2 separate regions of the Homo sapiens genome follow, and region 1 is linked to region 2. The links are chromatin contacts, found by Hi-C or POLR2A ChIA-PET in ENCODE. All regions are on one chromosome and are shown on one strand. Each heading gives the region's core, a stretch centred on a gene start or an enhancer-like site at or near the end of the contact. The rest is flanking DNA. Distances are from core to core; before and after follow the strand shown. Region 1 has its middle 39 kb from the start of CCDC182. Region 2 has its middle 6.0 kb from the start of VEZF1.

Region 1 (6,496 bases), core at 3,457-5,956, 210 kb after region 2:
GGGATGTGGATGTCTAGTTATCTGCACCCGAAAGCTGGGAGTATCCCTGGACTTGCCCCTCTCCCTCTTATCCAGTTACTTCTGTAATTTCCCTGGTCCAGTCCATCCCCAGCACCATCCCCACCACTCACAGCTGCTCTACCAGTGTCTTGCCTGGGCTATTGCAGTGACTTCCCAACTGGTGAGCCGCCTTCAGCCCCCAACCCTAATCCATCTTCTAGATTCTTTCCCCACCCAGTAATCTTGCTCTAGGCTTCCTTGGCACCTTATAAATATCTCTATTTAGTACTTAGCACACTAATGGTAATTGTGAATTTATATCAGTTTATCCAGTCCAAATATTTGTTGAATGAAAGAATGAGGTCATATTCAAGGAGAATAATTAACATTTGAAGGCTGAGGGGTAAACCTTGGACCCAAAGAGAAAGGACTTTGCATTCCCAGGGCCCAAGAGCACCAAGAAGAAGTAAATCAGAACATAGACTTAAAAAGGGTGAACTAGCATGAGAGGCTAGGGATAGAACCAAGTGGATCAAGGGGTTGCTGGAAGATGTCAGTGCTTTGCACCTATTCCCATAGAGATTAATAATACATGACATGATTTTGGTAAGTTAAAAGTACCATGAATATCAGGAGCGGGATCTTCTGCTTGGTGGCAGCTCACGGTACTCCATAATAAACAGAAGTGGGAGCCAGTTGAAACAGCTTTTACTTATTTGGAGATGTCTCACTCACCCAAAGGCATCCCCATCTAGGCAAGATGAACACAGGAAAGTGATATTGCATATGGCTGGGAAGTTGATAGACTCTGGGAGGGTGCAATTTGTGGAAAAGAGTGGATTTCTAAGCCACTGTCCTTCTGTCAATTTTTGAGTATATTCTTGGTCTTTCTTGCAGTGCACACAATTCTACAATTGATCTTTAGGTGAAATAAGTTGGGAGATTTAGATTTAGAAGCATTGACCCTCTTTCTCCCGAAGATGCTACAAGGTCAGGTGCATTTCTGCTTTTATTTAAGAGTGTGATTAAAAACAGCCAGGGCCATCCTGGACCCAGCCGGCATTTCCCTGAATGTTCATTATTTTGAATGTATCACTAGAACAATGAGTGATAGAAGTGATGACATGATATAACAGAGAGAAAATCTGGGGTGAATGATTTCACAAGTTTGTCTCTGTTCCTATGATGGAAAAAAATGAAATCTGATTGTCTAGCCCAGAAGTGGAAGATATCATGTTATCTCACAACCTTTAAAGGTTTTACATAATATTTTTGAGACCGAGAATGCTAAAGCATTATTGCTTATGTTCTAGTTATAGGCCTATCTAATGGGTTATTGGTGAAAGACAAAGCACAGAGTCATGAATATGTCTCTGAAGTCAGTGCTGAAGCTGCCCTTGGATCTTTTGCCTCCTAGCCAGGCAGTGGGGGGTTGTCAGTATGGACTAATTCATTCCTGTAGTCACACTTTTTTTTTTTTTTTTGAGGCAGAGTCTTGCTTTGTCGCCCAGACTGGAGTGCAGTGGCACAATCTCGGCTCACTGCAATCTCTGCCTCCCAGGTTCAAGCGATTATCCTGCCTCAGCCTCCCGAGTAGCTGGGATTACAGGCGCGTACCATCACACTCGGCTAATTTTTGTATTTTTAGTAGAGACTGGGTTTCACTATGTTGCCCAGGCTGGTCTTGAACTCCTGACCTCAGGTGATCCACCCACCAAGGCCTCCCAAAGTGCTGGGATTACAGGCGTGGGCCACTGTGCCTGGCCAGTCAACACATATTTATTGAGCAGCTGCTATGTGCCAGGCACTGTACTAGGAAGTGGGGATACAGCAGTGAACAAAACAAAGTTCCTGTTCTCATGGAGCTTACAATCTAGTTGGGGGAGACAAAAAATAACTATGAAACTTATACTATGTCAAGTGATGATACATGCTATGAAGAAAAAATACACACAGTAAGGGGAAAGGTTGGGGTTTCTATCTTATAGAGAGTGGTCAGGGAAGGCCTTGCTACTACAATGAGCACAGATTGAATGGAGTGAGGGAAGGAGCCCTGTGGTTGTCTGGGGTCGGAGTGTTACAGGAAAAGAGAGCAGTAAGGACAAAGACCTCAGGCGGAATCATGCTCAGCACACTCCACCAATGGCAAGGAGGCCAGTGCGGCTGGAGTGACGTGAGCACGGGGAGGGTAGGAGATAAGGTTGGAGAAGAAGCCAGGGGCAAGACCACATGTGGCCCTGGAGTCCGTGCAAGGACCCTGCATCCTCTTCTCTTAGTGAGAAGAGAAAGCTTTGGAGAGTTTAAGCCAAGGAGTGACACGATTCAGCTGTTGTCATAAAAGACTCTGCTATGTGGAAATGTCCTCAGAGGAACAGGGTGAAAGCTGGGAGCCCAGCCAGGAGATGGCTGTGGCTGGGACTGGGGGTAGCAGTGGAGATTTCAAGAAGTGGGCAGATTCTAGACACATCTTGAAGGTCAAACTGATTGAATTTGCTGATGGATTGGTGGAAGGTGTGAAAGAGAGACACATAAGGATGAGCACGCTGTTTGACCTGAGCAACCAGAACTGTGAAGTTACCCATATTAGGATGGGAAAGATTTCTCAGGAGAAACCAGTGAAGAAAAAAAACGATGGGAAAGGCAGGGAGGAGAGAGGAATCAAGAGCTCTGTTTGGACATGTTAAGTTAGATGTCGATGGGGCACCGAAGTGCAGATGGTGAAGAGGCTGCGGGATATGCAAATGTGGAGTTCAGGAGAGGTGCTCAGCTAGAGATATGCATGTGGACAGCGTCGTTGTGCAGCAGTTAAGGCATAAGGCTGAGAGGACGCACAGATACAGCAGAGGCTGGACACCGAGCCAGAGTGTCCTGATGTTTGGGGGTTGAGAAGAGGAGCTTCCAGTCAAAGGTGACAGAGAAGGACTGGCCAGAGAGGTAGGAGGAGAACCAGGGGTGAGTCGAAGGAAGAAGTGCTTCAAGGATCAGGAAGGAGCTGCCCATCAACTACGTCAGTGTCGCTGATGGGTGGAGGGGAGAGGCCTGAGAATGAGCCACGGGATGAACGGTGTGGGTCATGGTGTTTTTGACAAGGGCAGGGAAGGTGAAGTGGGCACAGACAGTTGATTAAGTGGGTTCAAGAGCTAACAGGACAGGAAGGGAGTCACTGAGCGTGTTTCAAGAAATTTGGCCCTCTAGGGGAGGAAAGACATCCGGTGTAAGGGGCTAGCTGGAGGGAGATAGGGTGCAAGGAGTTTTTTTGTTTGTTTGCTTTCTTATATGGGAGATGTTTCAGCATGTTTGTAGTTAATAGATATCCAGTGAAGAGGGAAGATTTGAGAATGCAGGGCTGAGCTGCCCTAAACATAACTTTCCTCCCTTTTCTTTATTGTACAGCTTAGAGCATTGATCAATGTGTTCAGTAATTGTTTGTGGTTGATGTTTCTGTGAATATCTCTGGCATTTATTTCCCCTTTAGGCAAAGTTGCATGTCCCTCAAATGTGCCCATGCGACCAGATCAGATCCATTTAATGATGAAAATGCTTTGAAAAAACAAATCCCCTGACTTTTGTCTACCAGACCCTCTCAGTTGTTCTATCACTTAGTTGTAGAGGTGTCAGCTGAATCAATAATAATAAGCTACTATTATTGAAACCTTAGGATGTGCTTTACATGAATTATCTCTGTAAAACATCACTGTGATGCAGGTACAATTGATGATCTCAATTTAATGAAGAAACAGAAGCTTCAGAGGTTAAACCATATGTCCATAGCGGGGCAGGCGGTGCATGGTAGAGCCAGGTTCCCAACCAGCCCCCGTTGACCTAACCAGGACGCCCTAGAGAACTGCCCCCAACCCAGAGGGGCTGCGGCAGACCTTGGCCACTGCAGGCAGACTTCAGTACCGAGAGACTGCATCCTCTTCCCGCCCGTCTGGGCGACCCGCTGTGCCAGGAAGCAGCTCCGCCCCCTCCCCGACCTGGCTGTGCGACACCACCCGGGCTCGGGCAGCAGGGGGCGCTCTGCTGTCACGAGAGGCGGACCCAACGCGCCGAGAGCCTGGCTCCCGGACTGCGACGACTCCCTCCCCCGCCACCCACACCCCCAGGCTCTCCCCTTCCTCATTCTGCATCAGAGTTTGCTGCTGCTGCTGCTGCTAGCAAAGCTATCTCTATGGAGATTTGTGAAAAACCTCTGCTCTGGTGAAAGGGTCGTGGGGTAGGGGCGGGGTAGAGGTGGGGGGTGGTGGCCCATGGTTTCAGGGTGTTGGTGTTAAAATAGTGGGGACCCGGTGGGGACAGCAGGCTAAGGCCCTCGGCTATGCCCTGGGTCTGGCAGGTGGTAGGTGTCTCGCTCAGCTCCTGGAACGGGTAGATCCGCTGCGGGGCAGGCACTCAAACATCGCTTTGTTTCCTAAGTTCTTTCTGAGCAAGCTTCTTTCTAAGATCCCAAGCACTAGAACCGCTGAAATACAAATTCCTAGTTGGGAAAATCAGATTCCCGTATCTGCAGGGATGCAACAAAGAAGGGCAGCAGTGTCCTGTGGCTTTGAAGTGCATGTCACATGAAACAGGGCGAGGAGGGAAGCAGGTGGCATTAATCCTTCCCCGCCCTCCTCCGCCCCTTCTGCGAGGACACCACTGGCCATTTGCTGCCCTGGTAGCGGGGGAGGCACAGCTGGCCAGGGAGGCCCCAAATCAAAAGGAAGCCATGTGGGCTGGGCGCGGTGGCTCAGGCCTGTAATCCCAGCACTTTGGGAGGCCGAGGTGGGTGGATCACGAGGTCAGGAGTTTGAGACCAACCTGGCCAACATGGTGAAACCCCGTCTCTACTAAAAATATAAAAGTTAGCAGGGCAGGGTGGTGCGTGCCTGTAATCCCAGCTACTCGGGAGACTGAGGCAGGAGAATCACTTGAATCCAGGAGGCGGAGGTTGCAGTGAGCCAAGATCACACCGCTGCACTCCAGCCTGGGCGACTCCATCTCAGAAAAAAAAAGGAAGCCATGTGGTGGGTGCCTGAGCCTGGCGCCACCACAGCTGCTGGCTGCATGTGACAGCTCCAGTCCTGACCAGAGGGCCTCAAGTCGCATGGGAAGGAGGGGGTGGGGACACAGCTGCTCCCACCCGGAGCATGGCCCTCCTTAGCCCAAGCTGGGACCCACAAGCCCAGACCCAGAAGCAGAGATGTGAGGGAGGAGGAGCCGGATGTTTCCTCTTTCCAAAAGATTCCAGAATTGGCTTGGCTGCGTGGCCCCTTGCCCCTGCTGACAGCCCCCACACTTCCTGATTAAGTCTGGCTTCCCCAGGTGGCTGCTGCCCAGGACTCCCAGATGCAGCTGTGGGTGGCAGGAAGCAACCAGTGTCCTGGCATCACCCCAGACACAAACCTGGTCCCTGATTTGACAGCATCGCGTTGCCCTCCACCCACTGATGTGGTTAGAGCCACACATTGAGGGGCACAGAAAGCCCCCTCCTGCTGTGAGTTCTTTGCATTTTGCCTTTCCCTCTTGGAAGCAGCCAGTCCCAGAGCTGTCCTGATCTGTTTAGAACTACAGCTATTCCACCCTGCGCCTGCCAAGTGTAGCTGTACTTCCTGTGGACTAGATCTAAACAAACACAAAAATTCAAAGTGCGACAAGTATCAATCTCCTATCGAATGCGAAAAGTAAAGGAAGCACCTCACCCTCAAGGGACTTGTAATCTAGTTGAAGAGACGAGATCCAAATACGTGGGGAGTTCAGTATCTGGGAACAGTGAACATATCAGTTTCGACTACAGAAGAAGAGATGTCACAGGTCCCTTTGTGATTAATTATCAAGTGAGTGGTTCTGACAGTGATTGCTCCCCTTGTCTAGGGGAGAGAGGGCGTGCTTCAGGCTTTTGTGGTCAGGAACACTGGACTGGGGCAGGGGGCAGGGATGGTGCTGATGGGATGGAGGCCTGGGTTTGAGTTGCTTCTTGAAGGCTGAATGCATCAGAGCCTATAAATAGAACTCATGATTCTTTTTGCTTTGGAAAACATACAGACTAACCATCCTTTCTAGATTAGTGCCTGATTCCAGTTTACTGCCCTCCCGTCATCAGGGTGCTCAGAAAATGTAATTTGATAAGTAAAAATGCCTTTTATGAGAACCTATAATGTGCCAATTATTGCACAGTGTACATTACAAAAATTATTTCTGGTATTTTTTAGCAACACTTATTGGATGGCCATCCCCTACCCTAACCTACAAATGAATCAAATGGGGCTCAGAGAATGTAGGTATCTTTCCTGAGGTCACACATCCAGGTCAGGCATGGCGAAGCTAGAATTCAAGGCCTGTTCTTTCATACCCCAAAGCCGAGGGGCTGAGATTTGCAGAAGGGTCTGTAGCTGTTTTCCAAAGGGTTTCCCATATAGATGCCAAATTTCCCGCCTTCAAGCAGACCTCATCTCTTGGAGCCTTCCTAACATACTGCATGGATTGAGGACCCAGCTTTGATATTATTTCTTGTCTT
Region 2 (6,497 bases), core at 700-3,199:
CTCAATCACATCTTCCCCTACCCTGGTTGATTTGGTAAATACATGTATTTTTTAACTCTACAGACCCAGGAACTGAATATATTTATATTTCCCAATGAGCTAAATGCAGTGCTGACAGTTTTAATATTGATGGGCGAGATGGGAAGAATTTAGTATTCCCTAAAAGCAAAGCACTGTAGAAGTCTGTTTCACAAGCTATTCGTTAACTGGGTGGATTATTGGAGAAGGTATTTTAATACTAATAACTCCTCAGATGTGAAGCCAGAAAATTTGAATTAATCTAAATGCTAGCCTAAGTCCAAGTATAATTGGATAAGTAAATGTTGCTCCCAGAATTGGTCTTGCAAAGTAAGACCAATTGTAAGACCAAAGTAAGTGGTTTTGATGTAAGCTGTGCACACTTTCAGTACAGATCACCAAGAATTGATGACATTGTCTCCAAAAAGACTAAATAGTTGCCTCCTAGGTATCCTTTTTCAGTCATTCTCTTTTAAGCTTCTTACAGAGGAAGCTTTAAGTTGCCTCAGAATTTAGTGGTATTGCCTCAATGAGAATTCCTGCATATTTCTCTTTGGGATGGAATCATTTTGGTTGTTTTTTTGTTGTTGGTAACTATTCATAAAGAGATTAATACATAACGATGTATTGTGAAGAGACTAGATAGCATGTATATTATTCCTTGGGTTGGGAGTCTTAAGCATTAACTTTAGGACCCTGACCCTGGTCTTTAGGTTTATAGGATCAGCTAGCTTAAACAATTCTCTCAAAACCAAGAGACCCAGCATCCATACATTTTAACACCCCACATCATAAATCCCATAAGCAGCCCCATTCCTTTTGCCATTAAAAATCTCACCCCTTCATGATCACACCTAATGACTGAAGCATTCTTGAACTAATTGCGTTGTTTCTTATTTGCTTTTCTTCATGTTTTAAAAAGTGCTATATGTGCAGGTGGACATGTTGCCCTTAAGCTGTTCTCTAGTTTAATGTGTATGCTTTGTTTTCTTCAGCTACATAGTAAACTGAGAGCAAAGGCTGTTTTTTTTTTTTTTTTTTTTAAGACAGTGTCTTGCACTGTCACCTGGGCTGGAGTGCAGTGGCGCAGTCTCGGCTCACTGCAACCTCCACCTCCTGGGTTCAAGCGATTCTCCTGCCTCAGCCTCCCAAGTAGCAGGGATTACAGGCACCTGCCACCACACCTAGCTAATTTTTTGTATTTTTAGTAGAGACAGGGTTTCACTATGTTGGCCAGGCTGGTCTCAAACTCCTGACCTCGTGATCTGCCCGCTTCGGCCTCCCAAAGTGCTGGGATTACAGGCATAAGCCACCGCGCCCGGCTCCCCAAAGTCTTATGTTTTAAACTTTTTGACATTTCTTCTAAGATGTCCAGAATGCTAGTACCTGCACCTTAATAAATGTTTGTGAATAAATACATTATTGAAATCTTAGGCAGGTGTGCCACATAGCTTAAATCTGAGACACTGTGTTCTTTAGTCAGATCATGCATATTCTTAGAATAGTAACCTCAAAGGTTTATACCCTTGCTACCTTTTTTATATTTTTTGTAGAGACAGGGTCTTGCTCTGTTTCTCAGACTTTTTGAACTCCTGGGCTTAAGCAGGCCTCCCACCTTGGCTTCCTAAAGTGCTGGGATTACAGATATGAGCCACTGCGCCCAGTCCTGATACTGTGGCTCATTTTAATTCTCACGTAGTATTTAGTTTCATTTTGCAGTTTGAAGAAATAGGCCCAGAGATGTTAAAGGGGCAGGCCCAGAACTTGAATCCAGATCTTGTGGTGAGAAATTCTTGTTTTACTATCACGTTGCTTTTTAAAGCCAGCCTGCTTTTTCCAGTTGGGAGGCCTCGGGGAGAAAAGTCTGACCCAAGTGAGAAACACCTGTAATATCTACCAGATGCCAGCAGGGTGTCCCATGGTGCTGTCTTTGATCCATGTTCTTACCCTGTGTGCTGAGGGTTGTTCTAGAGTAGGACTACATCTAGTCACAGTGGCCATGTTCCAGAGCCTGGCAGCAAGAAAGAGGGATGCCTAGCTCCTTGGCTTTCCAGTGTGCAGTGCACAGCCAGCTCTCTCAGAGAAGCCCTGGCCCTCTTTTGACCCCTACTATTGAGGCTGGCCCCACAGGAGGACAGCTGGTCACACAGTGGCTGGGGCCTGGCTAGCCACTCAATAACTACACAGCAGCCCCACAAAAAAATCATAGAAAAGAACCTGTGAAAGGGTAAATGTTTAAAACATCTGCATTTGTGTTGATAGCTGAGTATACACTTAAATTTGTATTAGTAACAGATCCACAAAAATGAACCACTCTAGGAATTTTAAGTTTTAAAAGCCAATGTGTGGTAACTTCCAGTTTCCAATAAAAATGTTTGCATTACACTTAGCCTACACATACTATCTCTTAGGTATCAGTTTTTGTATTCAGCAACCCTAGTTGGTAATCTACAGTGTCAAAACTATCACTTATATGAAAACAAATGAGCAAATAGCCCTTTAAAAATTTCCTTTCCCAGTGCTCGTTACGCACTTTGTACAAATGTCTGTAACTGTTTTATAATTATTTCTTTGCAAGGCTTGGTTTCTTCAGTAGAGAAGATTCTTAGAAGTATCCCCAGTGACAGTACAGCTCCTGGCATTTAGTAGGTGCTCAGTAATTATTTTACTGAAATACTCATGCTTCCATAATAGTTCTGGGATAATTCTAAACACAAGCCATTTTTCTAAGGAGAGTCCACATTAGAGAGGTCTTTGTTTTGTATTCAAGATGATTAAAATTATGAACTGGGAAGTTAGTCCCTGGGGTGTCCTGGCTGGCCTTTGGAAATCTTCACTACATCTTTCTGGGTTGGAATTCTCACCACAGCCTGAACGTGGGGCTGTATCTGAGCTGTCTCTGAGTGCTGTCCATTTGATATATCGAGTACTGGGTGTTTACCAGGGCTCTTCAAGCCACTGGGAGAAACAGCTAAAGAGTAACCTACTGATTTGAGATGTGGATTTGTGCCCCATCCCTTTCTCCTTGTTTCCCACAGGAGTTTTATCTCAAACTCCTAAGCCATTTTTAAGGAGATCACTGGAACAAACTCCAAACCTACCCTCTAATAGTCAAGTTTACCTGAATTTTCTCAGTTCTCTCGGGAGAAGACTAATCACACATTGTAGTACCAACTTGGACTCTTCATGTGCTTTTCTTAACTGATTAGAGTTAACACCTCAGCTAAAGTGTATAGAACATACATGGGGCTTCATCAGGCTTCAGAATCAGTTTCACTAGATGTGCTATGTAGGAGGCCACGGAAAAATTACTGTAGTAGTAAAAGTTATCAGTTCTGATGTAAACAATCATTTTGTCCCATATTATAAATAAATTGGCCTGAAAATATCTTTTCATATGTGAGGAATAAGTATATGATGCCTTTCTCCTTTAAAGTATGAACTGCTAAAAGACAGGGATAACGTGTATTCTGTATTCCAGCAGCCACAGTGTGTTTCTGGTCTTTGTACCAGGTGCTCAGGAAGTGTTTTCACTGGCTTGGGTTGACTACTTGCCATCTGCTCTCTGAGCATTCATTTCTGAATGAAAGGGGAGAAAGTGAAAGGAGAGGTGGGAAGAAAGAGGAAGCTGCAGAAATACGAGGAAACAGCTGGAGGAGGGAGGTGAAGTTGAGGAGGTAAGGTCAGTAAAACAAAAAGCTAGCAGAGGGCAGGGTCAGGCCCTTGGGGTAGAGGGCTAATTAACTTCTGTCAGCTAGTTGAATAGAGCCTTGTGTGCTTTGTTAGAGACCAAAGGTACTTCAAAGGAAAAAAATCTAGATTCTTCCCTGTGTACCTTAATAATTGTTCATCAGGTCAAAATCTATCCTGTCCTCTAGGAATTCTGGTCTTCCCTCAGGCCTAGCAGAGAGCTTTCTGCCACTACTCAGGCAACCAAGGGTGAAGTGCTTCAAGTAGTATTTGTGGACAGCAGCAGGTAAGCTTGATGTGTTATTCACAGCTTAAAGAGTAGATGCTGAGTACAGCTGTTGTCCATGTGTAGAGCTTTTAATAACCAGCGCAGCAGGCCCCTTCACCTGCTTTTATGCCTGGACCAGATGACTGAATGTAGAACTTTAGGCACTTTTTTTTTTTTTTGAGACGGAGTCTCGGTTTGTTGCCCAGGCTGGAGTGCAGTGGCGCAATCTCGGCTCACTGCAAGCTCTGCCCCCCGGGTTCACGCCATTCTCTTGCCTCAGCCTCCCAAGTAGCTGGGACTACAGACTCCCACCACCATGCCCGGCTAATTTTTATATTTTTTAGTAGAGACAGGGTTTCACCGTGTTAGCCAGGATGGTCTCAATCTCCTGACCTGGTGATCCACCTGCCTTGGCCTCCCAAAGTGCTGGGATTACAGGTGTGAGCCACCAGATCGGCCCTTTAGGCACTTTCTACTTCTCAAGGTCAAGAAACATCCTTTAAAAAGTTAATTCCCTTTTCTGGAGCCTAAGCCAGATCTTATCTAGGCCTTGTGTTGCCATCTGTTAGCATTGATTTCTGGAATGGAGCAGCTTTCTCAAAGTTTGGTCTTGCTAGTCATGAGGTCATGTCAGTGTCTTAGGTCACTGCTGCTCACCTTCCTTACCCAGGGAGTATACTGCATAGGTTTCTGAACACCTGTTTTCATTATTCACTGTTCCTCTCACTGCCAAGAATGGAGGGACCCTCAGTTGAAGATCAAATTGACTCTGAAGAAAAACTGGAGATGTTTCTCTTGGAGTTTGGATAGAGTATTCACTTGATAACATGTTTTTCCCCTGCCTTGCTCTTCACAAGAACATCTGGCCAGGCATTAACAATTAGTAAATTTTTTTGCATATGAACAGTATTTTTCTGGTCATGTAGATGGGTGCACATGACACTAAACAGCATTGTTTAGTGTTATCCCTCTTAACTGGTGGGTTGTATTTGGGGTGGAGGCTGTAGCCGAGGAGAAGACATTCACCTCTGTACTCGAGAAACTTTGTGTAGGAATTTAGTTTATTTTTTTATTTTTTTTAATTTTTTATTTTTTACTACTTTTACTGTTAGCACAATGCTATAATTGAGCTAATCTTTGTAGTTTGGTGCAGGACCACCAAGTTTGTGTGACCCATTACCTACTTTTTCCATGCTCAGCCATTACCCTGTCCTGGGGCATCTGAGGGCAGTAAGGAACAGGTGTCCAAAGGAGGAATGTTGGTGCCTATGAGTATGTTTTCCAGTTGTATTGAATTTCTTACTTGGTGTATTTTTGACTTGTCTTAGTTTCTTTCCTTGTGGTCTATGCTATTTTACTTGCGATTTGTTGGATATTCTCCCTGTCATTAAAGAGTTGTAAAATGGAAGTTAGTTTCTCTATGCAAATGCTTTAATGGATGAAGCTGATAGGTTTAGCATTGATTTTTGCTGGTGTCCTTCAACAAGCATGAAGGTGATAAATGTGTTTCCATGGCTTTAGACTCATTTTTGAAGTCTTGGATTGTGTGAACATTCTTAGAAACAATAAAATGTTTTAATTAAAAGCCCTCGACTACCAGCTGAATTCAGTGTCTACTAGGAAAATGGGTAGATTTGTTACATTGTCCCTTTGCTCTCTATGACTTTGTTCCAGTTGTCAAGGAACTTAAATGGGTATTCAGGAAAAAGAATTCTTGTTTCCCTTTCCTCACCTTGCCAGTTAAATAACTCCTGGTGACACTTCAGGTGGTAGAATTGAAACACAAACCTGACTTCTGACCACATGGGTCAAAGGCAAAAGGCAAATGGCTTCAAAGCCCTTAGTGTGCTTATCCAGTTCAGGCAGTGAGGAGATAACCTCTGCTTTCCTCCCTGAGGAGTTTGGAGTATTTAAGGGGGGATGGGGGGGGTGTCACTTTGAAAATATGTTGCTTTTTCTCCTGATTGTATTGAGGCTGATATGGAAGGGTTATTTCTTTCTGGCCAATACTTTTTGGTATTTCTAAATATTGCAATCTTGATTTTTACTATTAAATTTGTTAATTGTCAGTTCTGGCTTTTTTGCATAAAGAGTTGGTCCATTAACTTGCCAATTTGAAGCTTCTAACTAGATATTCCCTACTGAAAGTTTTGGATTTGTTTTTAGTTTGTGGAGCAGTCTTAGCTGGGGACAGGTAATTGACAACGGCAGAGATACTTTCTTTTCCTAGGATTCTAAGTCTGTAATCCACATCCTCAATGTATTCACAGGACTTTAAAATTCTCTCCAAATGAGGAAGGAAATATCCTGTTGCTTTCTAATGTTTACTAAAAGTTGTGTTTAGAACAACAGATTTTAATAGGCATCTTCCTTTGTTATGTGTCATTAGCCCTTTGCCCGTTTACCTTAGGGCTCTTTGAAGGAGAAATGGATGGGAGAAAACCTGTCACTTGGCGAAAGTAAAAGGGATAATTAACTGGCTCAGAGCTTATGTGCAGAGTTCCAAGCCCCAAAGTTAATC

The links. Hi-C counts contacts between places; a loop is a spot of excess contacts on that map. ChIA-PET counts read pairs that join two places held with the same protein, here RNA polymerase II (POLR2A). Pooled maps may share reads with other maps.
Region 1: a loop to region 2 is called in a pooled map, with 2.6 times the contacts of the local background. The contact joins two enhancer-like sites. A Hi-C loop is called at or near these places in 4 of 50 pooled maps. POLR2A ChIA-PET finds 5 or more read pairs at or near these places in 3 of 52 experiments (A549, PC-3 and activated T-cell).

What each region holds. Positions count from the first base shown.
Region 1 is chr17:57,780,966-57,787,461 of GRCh38, reverse strand. No RefSeq gene overlaps it. Among named protein-coding and RNA genes, the nearest start is that of CCDC182, 39 kb to the right of the region's middle. RefSeq lists a silencer at 3,902-4,081. Within about 2 kb of position 4,706, at least 6 of the 41 ENCODE cell types and tissues checked have a DNase peak (open chromatin) inside an H3K27ac peak, as active enhancers do.
Region 2 is chr17:57,991,048-57,997,544 of GRCh38, reverse strand. It overlaps a transcript of SRSF1 not described here. Among named protein-coding and RNA genes, the nearest start is that of VEZF1, 6.0 kb to the right of the region's middle. RefSeq lists an enhancer at 1,821-1,870. Within about 2 kb of position 1,949, at least 21 of the 41 ENCODE cell types and tissues checked have a DNase peak (open chromatin) inside an H3K27ac peak, as active enhancers do.